3 separate regions of the Homo sapiens genome follow, and regions 1 and 2 are each linked to region 3. Evidence: chromatin loops called from intact Hi-C (ENCODE). Cell type or tissue: chondrocyte. All regions are shown on one strand. Links, peaks and the distances in the headings refer to the core of each region. The heading gives the core; the rest is flanking DNA.

Region 1 (6,538 bases), core at 2,616-5,115, 1.9 Mb before region 3:
CCACTCGGTTGCGAAAGAGGAGGAAGTGCTGACACACCCACAGCATGGAGGGGCCCTGACATCACCAGAGTGAAGGAAGCCAGTCACAAAGGGCCACACGGTGTGTGGTCCCCTTACATGCTACGTCCAAAAAAGACACCCATAGAGACAAAAAGGGGTGGTCAAGCGTTGGGGGGAGGGGGAATGGGGAGCGACTGCTAATAGGCACTGGGTTTCTTTTTCGGGTGATGGAAACATTCAGTGGCAGTGGTCGTGCTTGCACAGCTATGTGACTATACTAAAAACCACTGACTTCACTTTAAAAGGGTGAAGTATATATAGTATATGAATTCTCTTTCAATAAAGCTGTTATTTTTAAAATAAGAATAAGCATGTGCACATACCATAGCATATTTATTATCACTGACAAAAAGAAAAAACTGCAAAGGATTTAACTATTTCCAAAACTATGGTCTTTTATTTACGTAAAATAGGCATTGGAAAGTCTAAGCCAACTATCCCCCACAGTTGGCACCCTGGAACAGGCGACTGCAGGAGCAGCAAGCAGCAGCATTACCCGCCACTAGGCAGAGTACAACTAATTCAGCCTATCATCAGTGTGGCTACTGGAAGTATTTTTCTTTCTGAAAGTAAAACACAGGTATGTCTACTTTATACTCCCCCTACTTTTACACCTCTAGAAGTCCTCAGAATAATAAGAATTTTTAAATAAAAACACAGGGTTTGGATAAGGAATTGCAAATAATGACTATTTCGGAAAATACAGTTAAAATAAATTTAAAAAAAATTTTTTGAGACAGGGTCTCATTCTGTTACCCAGGCTGGAGTACAGTGGCATGATCATACCTCACCTACAGCTTCTACCTCCTGGGATCAGGTAATCATCCCACCTCAGCCTCCCCAGTAGCAGGGACTACAAATGTGTGCCACCACTCCTGGCTAATTTTTGTATTTTTTGTAGAGACAGGGTTTTGCTGTGTTGCCCAGGCTGGTGTTGAACTCCTGGGCTCAAGCGATCTGCCCATCTTGGCCTCCCAAACTTCTGGGACTACAGGCGTAAGCCACCTTGCCAGGCCAAGAAATAAAAATTCAAATTGGATAAAGAATTTAAAAAGCAATTAACATTTGTATCTCTAAAAGAAAAACACAAAATCTCTAAGCTCAAAGAGTTCAAAACAAAATACAACAGGCTTACAAAAGAATGCAGACAGCTTTAATGGGGCTGCTTTTTCAGGAATATTTAGAAACTAAGAAAGCAAAATACTTAAATGCTAGATTTCATCTGAGTTGCCTGCTCCAAGCAATAAAGGGTTCATCAACGTCAGCCTTAGCTTTGAAGCAGCACAGAAACGAAAGTTAAATGAATGGGGCTGAAATTAGCTTAGCAGTGACACTAGGGATGTAGGGAAAACTAGAATCCACGGTTGTTTTGAAATACGGAAATGACAGCCCAAGGTTACTCCTTATAATAATCCTCTCATTAAGGGTCACAGAATCTTCCAGTTTTCCAAAGATGAAACAAAAAAATTGTCAGCTCCAAGTAACTATTCAAAAACCAATTTAGAACACATAAAAGCTCATAGCCAAGATGTAAATAATTCAATCTATAAAACATGTCTTGCTTTAAGTTAGCATACCTCTATAAAAATAAATGTTAAAAGCCGGAGAGGCCATAAGGGAGAAAGCAGCATTTACTGCACCTCTGCTGGAAGCTCACGTATGTTACCTATGTAATCCTCAACACAAGCCTGTGAGGTAGGTTACATCCCCTCCACTGCAATAGGGACAACACTGAGAGGTAGAAGGATCCTGGCCAAGGTTGCACGGCTGGTAAATTCAGTGCCCATGGCCTTGGGGCTGGGGGGGAGGGGGGGCGGTGCAGGGGTGAGCTGAGACGAATAGATTAGCTCCTTCATCTCGTCAAAGGGATTTCTGCTTGACAGAAAGGCTCTCCTATAAAAGACATTTTTGTTCCAGGTTTAGCTCACTGCCCAACCAAAATAATAATCACCACTGTCTGCATAAAGTGATGCACCCGTGCTCACACATTAAGAATCCCCTTAAAGAGATGACTTTACTGTAGCAACAGCCATAGAAATTATTAGTGGGTGGAATCTACACAAAGGAGTAACAAACAGCACATGAAACTGACCATAAATGACTGAGATTCCATGAATAGGCGACAATTTGCTGGCATGTCAAGGCTTACATGGATTACTAGAAACAACTACATTTCCTAGGACCCTCTGCGCAGCACACAGCCTGAAATGTAGGGTGGGAGCTGAACTTAAAAAGAAAACTATAGTCTTGGAGATAAATGTCACACACAAAAAAACCAATGTATGTACCACAACCACTTCTTAGAGGAAGACATTAAAAAAGAAAAGCCACAACCTAGGATTGAAAGACAGCTTTAAAAACACACACAAAAAACCTAGCAAACCAGACGGTGTTCTCAGCCACTCATAAAAGCAAAGTCTTATCAAAGTTTTAACTTCAAAGAGCTTAAAGACACTGCAAAGAGGCACTCAGCAAGACTGGTCCCGACTGCAACCTATTCCCTTCCAAAAAAATAATCAGTTTGTAATCTAAATACACATCACACCAGGTCAAAGTAATCTCTTCCGGTAGCAAAATTTTGGCACTGGATTGCAGGGGCCTGTTCAAAATAGCTGGAGCCCCAAACACTTTGCGTTTTCAGTTCTGAAACACTTAGACAAAAGTTCACATCGCTAAGTGGATGGCCAGGATGCCCTTCCGGTTCAATTTGGAGACGGGAGATCTTTAACCTAACCTAACATTCTTTAAGGCACCAGTGCCCTCCTACTCAAACGTCAGCCTGGGTTTTGTTTCTAAGGGTCGCCAATAAATAGGTTTCATGGGCATTTAAGGCTCTAGGAGTCTTTTTCTGTCTGTTACAGGTAGCCCGGCTCTTAAAAACGATCACACACAACGCTCACAGGCATGTGCACATTCATAAATACACACGTGTGCACACATACATACCCACATGCGACACACGCGTACATCATACAGCATGCACGTGTCCATAAATGAGCTCACACGGACAGCCACGTCCCGCGCGCAGGCCCCCAGCAACACAGGCCCCAAGCAGGGCCTCCACCTGTATGGAGTGAGCAGCTCAGAAGGCGAAGGCCGGTGCCTTGCAATGTTCACCTCACCCGCGGCTTCTGGCATGGCCACGGCTCCTTCCTTTTCTAGTAATAAATACCAGATTTGGGGAAACCAAGGCGCCGCAATGTGTGTTATCTGTCACCCAAGGGTCCCATTAAGGGGACAAAGGCCTTATCGCGTTTGCAGCCGGCTAAGTGAAAGGAGGGCACTTGGGACTGTGAGCTCTGACCGCGGACGTCTCCCGCACCGCTCCCGCGGATCCTCGGACCCAGGGCCCCTGCAGCCGCTCCTGCCCAAGGGGCGCGAGGCGGAGATCTGGAGGCTTTGGGGCACGCAGAGGAGACTGAGGGTGTGGGCTCAGGGCCGCGGTGCGGTCTTGGGGCTTGAAGTGCAGACTTAGGGTGAGGAGTGCGGGCTTAGGATGGGGGCTTGGGACACGGGGTGGGGACTTCGGATGTACGGTGGAGGCTTGGAGAGGTGGGGCACACATTTGGGATGCGACACAGAGGCTTAGGATGGGGCTTGGGACACGGGCTGGGGGCTCGTGGTGCAGGCTGGAGGCGTGGGTGGGGGGGTCGCGGCGCAGGCTTGGAGGCCTGGGTGGGGGCTCGCGGTGCAGGCTGGAGGCTTCGCATACAGAGTTGGGGATGCAGGGTTGGGGTACAGAGCAGAACTCGGGGCGGGCACGCACCTTGTGGCAGGCCAGGCAGGTGGCCCCCGCCGCCGTTCAGGCTGCTCTGGATCTGCGTGAGCTCCTGGCACAGCACCTGCTTCTGGTGGAAGCTGAAGGCGCGGTGGTTGGAGGACATGGTGAACGGCAGCAGGAACTCATCGCCCGTGCGGCCCTCGTTGAGCTGCAGCCCGTAGTTGTGGATGATGGAGTCACGTGCGTGAGCTTGCGGTAGAGCACGCCCGCCGCCTCGCTCTGCTCCGAGCCCAGCAGCGCCAGCGACACCAGCAGCTTGCTGCGCACCACCTCGTCCGTCAGGTTGGTGAGGCTGCCCAGGTCGGCCGGGTTGTTGGCCTTGATCTCCGAGTCGCGCAGCGAGTGGTAGTCCTTGCGGGCCAGGTCCTCCAGGCACGAGCCGAAGAAGCGGACCTCGAGCGGCATGCACAGGTCCAGCAGGCCGCATAGGAACTCCACGCGCTGAGGCGACGGCAGCTCCGAGAACCAGCGGTACACGCCGTCCCTCTGCAGCGGGCAGCGCTTCTCCACCACGCTGCCGCCCGCGCCGCGCCGCGCCCCGGGGCCCGCGCGGGGGAGGCCGGGGGGCGCCGGGGGCCGCGGCCGGGGCGCGCCGGGACCGGGGGCGCGCGGGCCGGGGTCGGGTCCGGGCGAAGGCGCGCGGGCGCCGCGGGCCGGGCGGGCGCCGGGGCGGGGACCGGAGCCGGGCAAGGCTCCCGTCAGGGGCCGGCGGGCGGGCGCGCGCGGGGCGCCGTAGGGGGACCCGCGGCGGCCGGGGGCGACGAGCTGCCTTGGGCCCGCCGCTCACGGGGAGGCGCCTTCCCGAGCCCATGCCCGTGCCCAGCAGCGGCCGGTGAGCGGCAGCGGCGGCGGCTGCTCCTCGTCGTTGTCGTCGTCGTCGCCCGGAAGGCGGCCGCCCCCATCTCCCCCCGCGCCGCAGGGTCTGTCACTGCGGGCCCCAGGCCGGCCGTTACCCAGGGCCGCGGGCGCGGCGTCGCAGCCTAGGGAGCGATGGGGGCCGCGGCCGCGGAACGGGCGCTGGAGGGGGAGGGACGCAAGGCGGCAGTCGCGGAGGGATCCTGCCGGGACTTGCCGGCCTTGCTGCTCCCGCGCGGCGGACGGGCGGCGGACGGGCGGCGGCGGCGACGGCGACGACGGCAGAGCAGGCACCGGCCGAGGAGCAGAGGGATCGTCGCGCTCGCGGCTGACGGGCGGCCGGGACCAGCAGAAGTGGGCGGGGTGGCCGCCTCTCCGGGCAGCCCGGGCCGGCCGGGCCCACCCTCCCCCCTCCCTAGCTGATTGGCTCAGGCGGCCCGTTCTCCGCCCGTGATTGTGCCGGGTCCCCAATCCCATTCGCCCATGCCGCGGCCACGCCGCCCTGGGGGGCTATGGATCATATTGGAGCCACCGCCTCTAGTCTCTCGGCGGCCGTCAGGACGCGATTGGTCCGCGGAGAGCAGAGAGGCGGAAAACCCGGGCTGGATTTCTGGTGGCTTTTGTTCCCGCAAATTTACGTGGAGCATTGTTTTTGGGCGAAAACGGGGCCTTCGGCCTTCCTGCTTTATTCCTGAGCGGTGTAAGAGGGAGGTAGTGGGTATCTTCGAGAAACGGCCGCCGCGGGGTCCGGAGCCCCGGGTTCCAATCCCGGGTCGGCCACTGCTAAGCTGTGTGACCTTGGGTGAGTCACTTGGCCTCTCTGAGCCCCAGGCGCCTCCCCGGGAAAATGAGGGTAATAGTAACCGCTCCCGGGGGTTTGTGCGAAGGTGTTCAGCTCACAGAGGGCCGGCACCGGCACTTTTGAGGCGGCTGACTTGCCCTGGGGGTGTGATGGGAGGTGCAAGCTTTCTCCAAAAGCCTCCTCCAAATGGAGCCTTTAAATCCGCCTTCTTTCCGCGGCTACTCCACCAGCTCGCCAAACCGAGAAAATGCAAACACAGGGGCGGGGGCAAGGGAGCTGACCTGGCTGGAAGTAAACAGAAACGCCACCCCTCCCCTGGCACTTGCATTGGCACCGGAGGATTGCAGGTGGGGGAAGGGCCTCTGCACCCAACCACCTTTAAATCCCACCACTTACACACAGGCAAAGAAGCAGAGCCGTGGCGGCTGGACGCTCATTCCTCCCCTGCCCTTCCCCTAGAGCGCTGCTTTGAATGTCTGTTGATCTAGAACGGGGTCTGTTCATTCATGGGTTCCAGGTCCCAAGCGCCCGGGGGCAGCTGAGAGCAAAGCTGGCGCCCTCCCTACCCCGTGGAGCTCACACTCTGGTTCTGGGCAGTGCACAGTAGAGATTGGTTGAATCAGTGAATGAACTTTTTCAGGATATGATCCAAGGTGCTGAAAACTTCCTAACAAAACTCTTCAGCCGAATCTGGCACGCCTATGGTTCCAGCTACTGGGTAGACTGAGGCAGGAGGATCGCTTGAGGCCAAGAGTTCAAGGCCAACCTGGGCAACATGGTGAGACCCCCCCCTCCCCCCCAGTCTCTCCAAAACAAACAAACCCCACATTCTCCAGTCTTAGGTCTTCAAGGATGAACAGACATTGCAGAAAGGCACGGTTGGGAACAGAAAAAAATGATCTCCACTCCCCCAGCCCCCTCCACACCTTGGGCACATTTCCCTGGAGCCGCCCGAGTGTTCTTTGTCAGTGTAGGAAGAAGCAAAAATCTAAATGGAGTCAGGATGGCCTCCCACATGGGCACAAGGACAAGGCTGGGGA
Region 2 (6,538 bases), core at 1,660-4,159, 130 kb after region 3:
CGAGATCACACTACTGTACTCCAGCCCGGCTGACAGAGCAAGACTCTGTCTCAAAACAAACAGACAAAAAAAAACAAATGAAGACAGTATAAAATCTAGTGTAAATATACGTGATGAACCAAGATAAGTTTAAAAGTTAGATGCCTTGGATTTTATAGTTAAGTTTCAGTAATTCCGCGTAGTCACATTTCATAGACATGCAAACATTAGCAAGATATGTTATTAAATTCAACTGAACAGACATTGAGCAAGGATATTTTAGTGGGTCATCATAATTTTCCTAAGAAACATTAAAGGGACATTGTTAGGACAATACCTTTCCAATGTTGGCTAATTATTTTCTCATTTATTTGCCAAGGAACAGAAAGCATACACAAATACTTCGGGATTAAGGCCAAAGGCCAAAATTGACCCTGTAAGGGGAGGCCACTATGCACACACAGAGATTCTGTGCACTGTACTTAGATGCTGGACTGCAGTCTGTTTCCTAGCTGGAGGTGACAAACTGAAACAGAAAAATCCAAATTAAAACAAAGTAACACACCAGTCTCCTTTTAAGGTTGTATTTCCTGTTTTTTTTTTTGACACAGAGTCTCCCTCTCTCACCCAGGTGGGAGTGCAGTGGCGAGATCTCAGCTCACTGCAATCTCCACCTTCTGGGTTCAAGCGATTCTTGTGCCTCAGCCACCTGAGTAGCTGGGATTACAGGCGTGCACCATCACACCTGGCTAATTTTTTTTTTTTTTTTTTTTTTTTTAGTAGAGACAGGGTTTCATCATGTTGGCCAGGCTGGTCTTGAACTCCTGGTCTCAAGTAATCTGCCCGCCTTGGCCTCCCAAAGTGCTGGGATTACAGATGTGAGCCACTGTGCCTGGCTCCTAGGTCAGTTTTGAAGGCACTCTATCGTATCATTCTCCATAACTCAATTTTGGAATTGATTTCTGCAAGATGAAAGCCAACAACACCATCCCTCAGAATTGCAATGCATCTCCAAAAATGGAGATCTAACTATGAAAGAAATGCCCCTCTTGCCTCATGTCTGTAATCCAGCTCTTCAGGAGGCTGAGATGGGGGATTGCTTGAGCCCAGGAGTTCAAGGCCAGCCTGGGCAACATAGTGAAACCCCATCTCTACAAAAAATAGGAAAATTAGCCGGGCATGGTGGTGTACACCTGTAGTCCCAGCTACTCAGAAGGCTGAGGTGGGAAGATCACTTGAGCCAGGGAGGTCGAGACTGCAGTAATGGCAACAGAAAGAAGTCCTGTCTCAAAAAACACAAAAACAAAACAAAACCCTAAGTGAAATGCTTCTTTTTAAGGAGAAATAACTTTGAGACAGTTCAAAGAAGGGTTTACGTGCTTTTTTAGTAGGGGCATGAGACTTCTCAAAAAGTAGGTGGGCCCCAGGGTAAACTCAGTCGGAAAATAGCTCCCTGGATTTGGGAACCTTAAGTCACCTATGGAATGTGTGTTTCCTGGTGCTGGTCCTCCACAGGGCACCAGGGTGGTTTCAGAGCTGGAGGGGAAGTGTCAGTGTGTGAAAGCTCGCTGGCTCTTCCCTTTGTGATACCCCGTGCCTGGCTTACCTGTGGGCTCCTGTACGGTTTTTATTGTTTGTTTGTTTGTTTGTTTTTTGAGATGGAGTCTCTCTCTGTTACCCAGGCTGGAGTACAGTGGCATGATCTCGGCTCACCACAACCTCCGCCTCCCAGGTTCAAGCAATCCTCCTGCCTCAGCCTCCTGAGTAGCTGGGACTACAGGCGCATGCCACCATGCCCAGCTAATTTTTTGTATTTTTAGTAGAGATGGGGTTTCACCATGTTGGCCAGGCTGGTCTCGAGCTCCTGACCTTGTGATCTGCCGGCCTCAGCCTCCCAAAGTGCTAGGTTTACAGGCGTGAGCCACCACACCTGGCCTACTGTGCAGTTTTGAACACCCAGTCAGTGTGACAGCTAATGGAAGGTTCTCCCAGCCTATGCTCTGGTGTTCAATTACAGTGTTTGTCCAAAAGGTTCAAGTTCTGGAGGAGGCGAGATGGGGCCAAGGTTTGGTAATAAATGTCGGCTGTCCCACACTCTCATTTGCTGTGCCGAAGAGTGGGGATGTGCAACACAGGGCTTCCCACAGAGTGAACCGAAGATCTCTGGAGTGGTCCCTGGGCTCTAGAGTGGCCAGTCACTGCCCTGTGTCACTGGGAAGAGGGAGAGCTGTGCAGATTCAACACGGCACCATGCATTTGGGTCCTGCGCTTTTCTGTTTTCTTTTTTTTTCTTTTTCTTTTTTTTTGAGACGGAGTCTTGCTCTGTCACCCAGGCAGGAGTGCAGTGGCGTGATCTCAGCTCACTGCAAGCTCCGCCTACCGGGTTCACACCATCCTCCTGCCTCAGCCTCCCGAGTAGCTGGGACTAAAGGCGCCCGCCACCTTGCCCGGCTAATTTTTTGTATTTTTAGTAGAGACGGGGTTTCACCATTAGCCAGGATGGTCTCAATCTCCTGACCTCGTGATCCGCCTGCCTCGGCCTCCCAAAGTGCTGGGATTATGGGCGTGAGCCACCATGCCCGGCCCTGTTTTCAAAGTAGATTGTTTCTTTCTTAGTATGGTTGATCTTTTTTTTTTTTTTTTTTTTTTTTTTTTTTTTTCTGAGACGGAGTCTTGCTCTGTCACCCAGGCATGGAGTGCAGTGGTGTAATCTTGGCTCACTGCTACCTCCACCTCCTGGTTGAAGTGATTCTCTTGCCTCAGCCTCCTGAGTAGCTGGGATTACAGGCGCACACCACCATGCCCAGGTAGTTTTTGTATTTTTAGTAGAGACGGGGTTTTACCATGTTGGCCAGGTTGGTCTTGAACTCCTGACCTCACGTGATCTGCCTGTTTCAGCCACCTAAAGTGATGGGATTATAGGCGTGAGCCACTGCGCCTGGCCTGCACTATTCTTTTTTCAAGGTAGACTGTTTCTTTCTTAGCATGGTTGATCTTTACAGTCTTCTAGGAGGTAGGCGGGAAAGAAATAACCTCATGGTGCATGAGGTTATTTCCCTCCCTCATGGTGCATGAGGTTATTTCCCTCCCTCATGGGAAAACTCAGGGAAGCCGGAGGGCACCTAGAGGGTGCTGTCAGTGCCACACTGGGGCTGGGGTGCCCTGGAGTTGGGACTCAGGACAGTCGCTCCTCCTCTTGTTGTTGCCTGGACAGCCACAAACCTGGCTTCCCACCCTGCGTAGCCTGGAGGAGCCTTCAGCAGAATTCGGCTTTCCATGCCCCCAGGATGGGTCTCACCTGGCCGTAGCATGGCTGTGCTGCAGAGCCAGGTTCAGCTTACAGCTGCATTGTCCCCTCGCCCTGCCCAGCCTTCCTGGCCTTCTTGTGGGGCTGGGCTGAGCAGCCCAAGGAGGTCTCCTGTTACAGGTCAGGGAGCTGAATCCCTGTTTGCAAAACACAGCCTGAGCTCCGTTCACTTCCTGCTGTCCCTGCCCCTAGGAATGTAGGCTCAGGGAGCACTCCCCAGGCGACCTGTGGTTACAGAGTGGTCAGCTGGGGGAGAGGAGGTGGAGGGTGTCTGACCCTGGGCTGGGAGGCAGGTGCACTTCGGTGTCGGATGGGGCTCCTGCCCTGATGGCATCTTCTGTGCTGGTGGTGGGACGCCTAGACACTTCCCAAAGAAGAGGCCCCTACGAACCCAGAGTTGTGAATGTGAGGGTGTTGGAGAGCTGCCACAGCTGTGGGGCCCGCTGAGGGGAGCAGAGGAGGAGGGGGTGAGGAGCTGACAAAGGAGGCGCAGGGCAGCAGGGTGGTGCACCCAGGTGGGAGCAGCAAGTGCACCATGCACAGGCCCTGGCACACAATAGACTCTCAGCACAGCTGCCAAAAGAAGCATTGAGATTGAGCTGGGCACAGAGGCTTGTATCCATCATCCCAGCACATTGGGAAGCCAAGGTGGACGAATCACTTGAGGTCAGAAGACCAGCCTGGCCAACGTGGTCAACATGGTGAAACCCCATTGCTACTAAAAAAATATACAAAAATTAGCTGGGTGTGGTGTCCTGTGCCTGTAATCCCAGTTACTCAGGGGGCTGAGGCAGGAGAATTGCTTGAACCTGAGAGGCGGAGGCTACAGTGAGCTGAGATTGCGCCATTGCACTCCAGCCTGGGCGACAGAACAAGAGTCTCTCAAAAAAAAATAAAATAAGAAAGGAACCATTTAGGCATTGAAACCGGGAGATAAATCAGTGTCAAGATGCCAGGGGCCTGATGTGTTAGGCAGGGTGGTCCAGCAGTCTTAGGGAGCAGGGTCAGTTTTAGAGCAGAGGGTGGGGCATGACTAGAGTCATCCTTATGGAAAATGAGCCTGTCAGCCAGGTGAGTACTGGATGGGGCAAGGAGGGGGCACACACCTGAGCTGGGCTGCTGAGGGCAAGGCTGTGGCATGCACAAGGGTCCGGTTGGGGGTGTTCATACATACCTTGTTGTGTTCCTCATAGGGAGGCATTTACGGTTCCCCTGATTCCTCTTGGCCTGAAGGAAACGAAAGACATCGACTTTTCAGTCATCCTCAAGGTAAATCTCAAAGCCATGGGCACTGGACTCAGTGTTTAAAATGGAAATAGGCCATTTGCAGTGGCGCATGCCTGTAGTCCCAGTTACTTGGGAGGCTGAGGCAAGAGGATCGCTTGAGCCCAGGAATTGGAGGCTGCAGTGAGTTGTGATCATACAACTGCACTCCAGCCTGGGCAACAGAATGAGACCCTGTCTCCAAAAAAAAAAGCAAAAAAATGGATATAGAGAAAATATGTATCCCTTGCAATGGCCTTAGGCTCAACAGGCAGAGTCAGTTGATATCTACAGAGTGACCCTGAGGCCCTTCTCAGCCAGCTACATGCATAATTGATATGTTTATTCCTGCCATATTTTTGTTGTTGCCTTTGATGGCTTCTGAAGCTCCTCCTGGGTCTTGGACAAGGCAGGTTGGAAACCCAGGAGGGCCTTCCCTGAGAGGCCAAGTCAAAGGGTCTGTAGTGGATATGCTTTCAAATTTAAAACTTACATCCTCTTTTATTAATAGTGTATTTGTTTCTTAAGTCATGTATCCAGTTTAGGTTATGTCTTTGGAAGAATAGCTAAAGTTTTTTCTCTAACATTTGATTATGAAAATTTCCAAACTTTTCAAAAAATTTTAAGAATTTTATAGCAAACCCCTGTGTACTCACTTCTTCCGAGAACATACTGCCAGCATTGCTTCCTGACATATTTGTCCATCTGTGCATTCTTGTGTCTGTTAGGTTGGTTTGAAGGTAATTGCAGTTTTTGCCATTGAAAGTAATGGCTAAAGGCTGGGCACAGTGGCTCACGCCTGTAATCCCAGCACTTTGGGAGGCTGAAGCAGGCGGCTCACTTGAGCTCAGGAGTTGAAGACCAGCCTGGCTAAAATGGTAAAACCCCTGTCTCTACCAAACGTACAGAAATTAGCTGGACGTGGTGGTGCACACCTGTAATCCCAGTTACTTCAGAGGCTGAGGCAGGTGAATCGTTCAAACCCGGGAGGTAGAGGTGGAGGTTGCAGGGAGCCGAGATCACGCCACTGCCCTCCAGCCTGGGCGACAGAGTGAGATCCCATCTAAAAAAAAAAAAATTAGCTGGGCATAGTGGCATATGACTGTAATCCCAGTTACTCGAGAGGCTGAGGCACGAGAGAGGCGCTTGAACCCAGGAGGCAGAGGATGCAGTGAGCTGAGATTGTGCCACTGCACTCCAGCCTGGGCAACAGTGAAACTGTCTCAAAAAAAAAAAAAAAAAAAAGAGAACGAAAGTAATGGCTAATATCAATCTGTCTTATTTGTGATGCAATTTCAAAGGAAATCAAAGATGTCAATTCACTCCCCTTAAATATTTGAATAACCAGAGTCTTTGCTTGTGTGTCCCCCTGCCACATTCCTGGGTATCTGGACTCCTCTCCCATTTGGCAGATCCTCATAAGCCCACCTGTGCCTGGCACTGTGCTGGGTGCCAGAGGTGCCACAAGCACTGCCTGCGGGGCCCTTGGGTCAGTGGGGGATTCAAGTGGGAAGTGGAAGGGGTGCTTCAATGGAGAACACAGGAGATACCGTGCCCGGAGGCTGGGGCCGGGAGACCGTCCTGTGCCTGGAATACCCTCCTCTTCCTTCCCTCTTCAACTCCATCAATTTGAGTTTTTAACCAGTCACCTCCAAATTCCATCAAGGAGGGGAAAGGGGATGAGGTGCAGGGTGGCCCAAGATTGCATCATGCAGCCCAGGCATTGGTTATAGGAATTAATCCTAGCATTGCGAAAATTGCTTCGAAGAAATATTTTGTGTTCTTTTTTTTCCTTTTTCTTTATTATTTTGAGACCGAGTCTCACTGTTTCACCCAGGCTGGCATGCAGTGGCATGATCTTGGCTCACTGCAACCCCTGCCTCCTGGGCTCAGTTGATGCTCCCACTTCAGCCTCCTGAGTAGCTGGTACTACAGGCGTGTGCCACCGTGCCTGGCTAATTGTTGCATTTTTCTTTCTTTTTTATTGAG
Region 3 (6,538 bases), core at 1,340-3,839:
CAAGTCATGGACAGTGTAGTATCCTATTCACTGTATAATCATTTACAAAAGATTTTTCTATCTAATAATATCCAGAAGTGCTCTGGGTCTTTAGGAAGGCCCCGTCACAATGTCAAAATTTTAATTCTTCCCATAATAAAAAAACTCATTAATATTAGGGCAGTAAGAATGCCAAGTAGAAATTGTACATCTTTCTGAGCACAGTGGCTTATGCCTGTAATCCCAGCACTTTGTGGGGCCCAGGTGAGCAGATCACTTGAATTGAAGAGTTCAAGACCAGCCTGTACAACATAGCAAGACCCCATCTCTACTGAAAGTACAAAAATTTGCTGGGCATATTACATGTGCCTGTAGCTCCAGCTACTTGGCAGGCTGAGGATCGCTTGAGCCTGACAGGTCGAGGCTGCTGTGAGCCGTGATTGTGCCACTGCACTCAGCCTGGGTGACAGAGTGAGATCCTGTCTTAAGAAAAAAAAAAAAAATCTTGTTATCATGATGCTAGTTGGTTATTTTGCAGATTTGTTTATGTAGTTGCTTCATAGTGTCACTGGTCTGTGTACTTCAGTGTGTTTTTGTAGTGACTGGTAACAGTTTTTCCTGTCCATATTTAGTGCTTCCTTCAGGAGCTCTGATAAGGCAGGTCTGGTGGTAATAAATTCCTTCAGCATTTGCTTGTCTGAAAAGGATCTTATTTCTCCTTTGCTTATGAAGCTTAGTTTGGCCATATGTGAAATTCTAGGTTGAAAATTCTTTCTTTAAGAATGTTGAATATTGGCCCCCCTATCTCTTCTAGTTTATAGGGTTTCCCCCGAGAGGTCCTCTGTAGTCTGATGGGTTTTCATTTGTAGGTGACCTGGCCTTTCTCTCTGGCTGCCATTTTTTCTTTCATGTCGACCTTGGAGAATCTGATGATTATGTATCTTGGGGATGATCTTCTCATGGAGCATCTTACTGGGGTTTGTTGCATTTTCTGAAGTTGAATGTTGGCTTGTCTTGCTAGGTGGGGAAGATGTCCTTGATGGTATCCTGAAGTACATTTTCCAAATCGCTTCCATTCTCCCTGTCTCGTTCAAGTACCGCAATTAGTTGTAGATTCCATCTCTTTACATAATCCCATATTTTCCAAACGTTTTGTTCATTCCGTTTTATTCTTATCTCTCTATTCTTGTCTGCCTGTCTTATTTCAGACAGAGAGTCTTCAACCTCTAATATTCTTGGTCTAGTCTGCTATTAATACTGTGATTGCACTATGAAGTTCTTGTAGTGTGTCTTTCAGCTCTGTCAGGTTGGTCATGTTCCTCTGTATTGCACCTATTTTGGCTTTCAGTTCCTCCATTGTTTTATCATGATTCTTAGCTTTTTTGCACTGGGTTACAACAGATACCTTTAGCTCAGCAAAGTTTGTTTTTATCCACATTCTGAAGCCTGCTTCTGTCATTTCAGCCATCTCAGCCTCAGTCCAGTTCTGAGCCCTTGCTGGAAAGGTGTTGTGGTCATTTGGAGGAAAGGAGCCACTCTGGCTTTAAAGGTCAACATTGCTAATCATTAGAGAAATGCATATCAAAACCATAATAAAATACCATCTCATACCAGTCACAATGGCGATTATTGAAAAGTCAAGAAACAACATATGCTGCCGTGGTCTGAAGAAAAAGGAATGCTTTTACACTGTTTATGGGAGTGTAAATTAGTTCAACCATTGTGGAAGACAATATAGTGATTCCTCAAAGACCTAGAAGCAGAAATGCCGTTCAATCAAGCAGTCTCATTACTGGGTATATACCCAAAAGAATATAAGTTATTCTTACATTCTTATTCAAATGCCCATCAATAATAGACTGGATAAAGAAAATATGGTACATATACACCACAGAATACTATGCAGCAATGAAAAGGAATGGGATTGTGTCCTTTGCAGAAACATGGATGGAGCTGGAGGCCATTATCCTTAGCAAACTAATTCAGGAACAGAAAACAAAATAAGTGTTCTCACTTATAAGTGGGAGCTGAATGATGAGAACACATGGACACATGATAAGAAAAAACACAAACTAGGGCTTGTCAGAGGATGGGGCTGGGAGGAGGAGGAGCATCAGGAGGAATAGCTAATGCATGCTGGGCTTAATACCTGGTTGATGGGATGATCTGTGCAGCAAACCACCATGGCACATGTTTATCTATGTAATAAACATGCACATCCTGCACATGTATCCCTGAACTTAAAATAAACATTGGAAAGAAAAAAGAGAAAAAAAAGAGAAATTATACATCTTCATAATTGAGATAGAAAGTAAATTATCATTAATCAATGCACCTTAATACAAAAATACTGAATTATAAATAAGAAAAATATACTTACAAAAATTTGTTATAATAATATAGAAAATGTCTTATTTACAGTATTCACTGTAAATAAAGCTGGAGTTTCTTTCAGATTCAGTACTTAAGCTCCTTGATAACTACTTCATCTGCACCTGCAATTTACTGTAACTAACTTGCCTTGTGATATAAAATATGTTTGCTCTTATTTTATCATATATACATATTTTTTGAGTTGGAGTCTCGCTTTGCTGCCCAGGCTGGAGTGCAGTGGTGAGATCTCGGCTCACTGCAACGTCTGCTTCCTGGGTTCAAGTGATTTTCCTGCCTCAGCCTCCCAAGTAGCTGGAATTACAGCTGCATACCACAACACCTGGCTAATTTTTGTATTTTTTTAAATAGAGATGGGGTTTCACCATGTTGGCCAGGTTAGTCTCAAACTCCAGACCTCAAGTGGTCCACCCGCTTTGGCCTCCCAAAGTGCTGAGAATACAGGCGTGAGCCATTGCACCTGGCCTATTTTACTATAATTGTCCTGCCATTTTAGGAACAACTTTACATTCTGACTTGCCCTTGATTTGTGTGTTTTTCTCTCTAATATATTTCAGCTCAATTAAGAAAGTACCCTCTAAGCTAAATATCAACAGGGCTGTCATTAGAGGTGACTAGAAGAGCAAACAAATTAGGACTCAGAGTTTTTGGACAATAGAGAATAAATGTCCCTTGAGCAAGTAATTCCTTAATACTTAACAAAATTTGTTTACCCTAGAAGACACATAAAAAAAATGACAAGTTGATGGCTGAACTAAGTTTCTTGGTCTACGAAAGTGAGTGTTCTAGCTGAGTGGTGAAAGAATTTGTGGAAATATAAAAAGGAGGAAGGAAATTCCAGGGTTGTGGAAACAATTGTCAGGGAAAGTAGAGCGATATCAATCCCTGAAAATAGTAGTGAATATGGATTTCTTATTTTAGTCTGTTGAAAAGTGAATGGGAATTGAATAAGATGACGATAATGTATGTATCATTCCTTCGAGAATCAGCTTCTGATGAAAATAGAAGAGAAGGTATTTAGCATATTAAGGGGTATTTATATTGAGAGACAATAAAGGAAGTAAGGAAAACACTAAATATTCTAGCAGACACATTGGAAAGCACTGTAAAAGGATAAATTGATGGAATAGTCTAAACAATTGTAAATAATAAGACTCAGCTAACTAATTGTTATTTTCAAATAGGAGGTCATTTATAGTTATTTACTACTCAAAAGGGTCTGGACTTTGAAACAAGACTGTTAAGAGCATCTTTTGTACACCTACTATTGTCTCTCTCTGTACCTTTTATTATTCCATAGAGACACATTTATGAACAACTTATTGCACTAAATTTACCATATCTCAGGCTTATTACTGGTAGTGTTGTATGCATATCTCATTATATTATTTCTTGTAACTTAAAAGAATGTAGATTCATGATTCCGTCTGTCTGAGACATTAGATTTTTAATTGAAAATGATCCATCATTATCTTCAGTGCTATATGAAAAAAATGTATTGACAAGAGCTATTTGCATGAGAACATCCTAGGTGCTTGAAAGTAAAAGTCAGTGAGATCACTCTAAGTTAATTTAAATGTTTTCTCATCTCCTTCACACACTGCAAATATCTATATAAATATAATTGCTAACCATTTTTTATATTGAAGTTTGAAAACGTAGAGCAGCATCAGAAAGATGTAGAATAGATGGAACAGGTTTGGTTATCACCTCTGCAGTATATGAGCTCTTTAACTGAGGGAAATGTAACCAACCTTTTTGAGCCTATTTTTTCACATGTAAAATGGGTTTATAAATATTTTCTTGCAAGTATTTTTTGTGAAGTAGAGAGTACATACATGTAATATACACAGTATGTGTGTGTATTTGTGTATATGCATATGTAATGCTTAGCCTGGCAAAAATTGGTGTTCAATAAAGCAGTTCTCATGATTTTTGTTAACCTGAGAAAAGGTAAAAAACAGTATTTCAAATCATAAATGATTCAATGAATTACTCCATCTTTGAGGTAAAATTTGGCAGATGTCTCAATTTGTATTTCAACTTATATGAAATAATATACTTTGAATTCCTAACAAATTATTTTGAAATGCAAATCGCAATTGTTAGCTGACTCCAAATCTAATTTTAAATTTATTTTGCTAAGGTAATTCGACTGCAGATCAATTGTTTTCTTCTAAAGATAACCAAAATATATTTTTCTCAGAAAGTCACAAATGATTCATTTTACTCTTGCATAATTTTTTCAGTTGTAATGATGCTGCTTTATTAATAAGATATGATTATTTGATAGAGTATCAATTTACTATTAAAGCATTGGGAAATTTGACTTAATTTATAGTTTAGTAGCTCTTTGAATGTTGGCTTCCCAGACACTGTCTTCCTAATCATTGTCTTATTTGACTCTTACTCATCTAGTGCTAGACTAACTTTTTCACACTGTAATGTAAGTAGAAAAAGAAACACTTTAGTATTTGTGGCCACTTATGTCCTACCCATATTTTATGTCTAAAAAATATCCATACCTCTTTATTTTCATATTGGGATACAATTATCTCCATATGTCATTTTCTCAAGTAATGGTAGGGATATATTAATATACTTTTAAACTATTAAATGATAAATATTGTATTATTTCTTTAGAAAATAAATATAAAAAGTCATCTGACTTGAAAACACTCATTTAGATCAAGAACACTTTCATCTCTGTACAGGCAATGGCAGAACTGCTATTCCTTACATGCATAAGTTAAACCATAGAGGAGATATAGTCAATACAAATAGGAAAGCAAGATTTGTGTGATCAAGTGGAATTAAGATTGCAGCTAAAGATGGTAAAGTTATGTTTCACGTAGCATCTTCCTCCAAGAACTCATAACTTGAAAAACTAATCTTTGATGGAGAGTGAGAACCAAAAAAGCACACCAGAAGCAATCAACAAAAAAGGCAATCACCTGCATAGGCAGAAATATCCAGGTGTTCCCAAGATTTAGATTTTTGCAAACACATGTGGCACTTAGCTAAACCCTGAAGAGAAGTGCTAAAAAGAGGCAAAGGGAGAAAAGAGTGAGTGAGGGCAAGTGGAAGTGATAAAAGTGTTCACAAGTAAAAGACAAGCTCCAACTTAGAAAGAAAATTAAGAGTGGATACAAATGAGTAATGATATCACACTCTGGGGTGTAGAGAAAAAACTTTCCATTCTAGTGAAATTCCCCTCAATAAAAATCTATATAACATCAGATACAGAAATCATTACTGGGGTTAGCTATTTTTGTGAAAATTTGAATTTAGTTTTTGGTTTTCAGTAAGATGACATTTAGCCAAGCAAATACTAAAGAGATAACTTAAAAAGAGAAATATCTATTAGAAAGCAAGCTTCATATAATTTAAAAAAAAGGAGGACACCAACATAAAAATTTAGCCATGAGTAGTAAATTAATATTGTTTTTTTCTGGTAAACTGAAATAAAATGAACATCATAATGAAAAAGGTATTGTATATGTCTCATAAAGAAGATAGAGTTGAACTACAAAACTATGGGTATAAAAGATTTTTACTTCACATTAAATCTTGGAGGAAAAGGAGAAAAGGAGGAAGAAGAGTTGACTGGTAAAGTTCATTATAGCTAATAGTAGGGAACCGATACACCGTATCCAAATTTGGGGGACAGAGATGAGAACATTACATACAAAAGTAAGTATAAAAATTTGAGCATTTGAACGAAAGTATAAAACTTAAATAATAAAAAGTGATAGAAAAAAATAAAATAGAAATGAAACGACCACAAGAGAACTGAAGCCAAACGTATTGATAATATTTAAAAAGTTAGAGAGGCTTACTCACCCTATCCAGAACACTCGAGACAAACCTAAAACAATGAAATCCAGAAAGCCTAAACATAAAAACGTGACAATGATGAACTATGGAGAAGTAGGAAGAGAGTGAAGAATAAAATATTAGTGTCTAGCATGATTACTTTCAGAATAAAATCATAATAGATTCTAGTTCACTTTATAATATTAAAAGTTTTAATACTCAAAGAAAACACCAGATATTAATGTCTATAGCCTCAATAATGCAGCAAAAATCTTCATGAGGAAGAAAATACAGAGCTTCAAGAAAAAATAAAAATAAGTTTGTAAGAGAAAATAAAACTAAAAAATGCTTT

What was found. Peaks named below come from ENCODE experiments on the same cell type or tissue, not always from the same donor. Only the 100,000 strongest peaks of a DNase experiment are listed, where the experiment ranks them.
Region 1: a loop joins it to region 3, with 3 times the contacts of the local background. A loop is called at or near these places in 4 of 110 quality-filtered maps.
Region 2: it touches region 3 in a loop (4-fold over the local background); 4 of 110 quality-filtered maps call a loop at or near these places.

What each region holds. Positions count from the first base shown.
Region 1 is chr15:22,256,167-22,262,704 of GRCh38, reverse strand. LOC124903445 (a long non-coding RNA gene) reads left to right here and starts at 5,072. Exons shown (of 4, transcript XR_007064503.1): 1 at 5,072-6,276. It also overlaps the pseudogene REREP3. In chondrocyte, for the core only: no CTCF peak of the experiment used is centred there; DNase peaks (open chromatin) are centred at 3,115, 3,564, 3,724 and 4,241.
Region 2 is chr15:20,269,686-20,276,223 of GRCh38, reverse strand. It overlaps the pseudogene RHPN2P1. Among named protein-coding and RNA genes, the nearest start is that of FAM30B, 260 kb to the right of the region's middle. In chondrocyte, for the core only: no CTCF peak of the experiment used is centred there; DNase peaks (open chromatin) are centred at 2,013, 2,123, 3,203, 3,653 and 1 weaker place.
Region 3 is chr15:20,395,103-20,401,640 of GRCh38, reverse strand. No RefSeq gene overlaps it. Among named protein-coding and RNA genes, the nearest start is that of GOLGA6L6, 140 kb to the left of the region's middle. In chondrocyte, for the core only: no CTCF peak of the experiment used is centred there; a DNase peak (open chromatin) is centred at 2,790.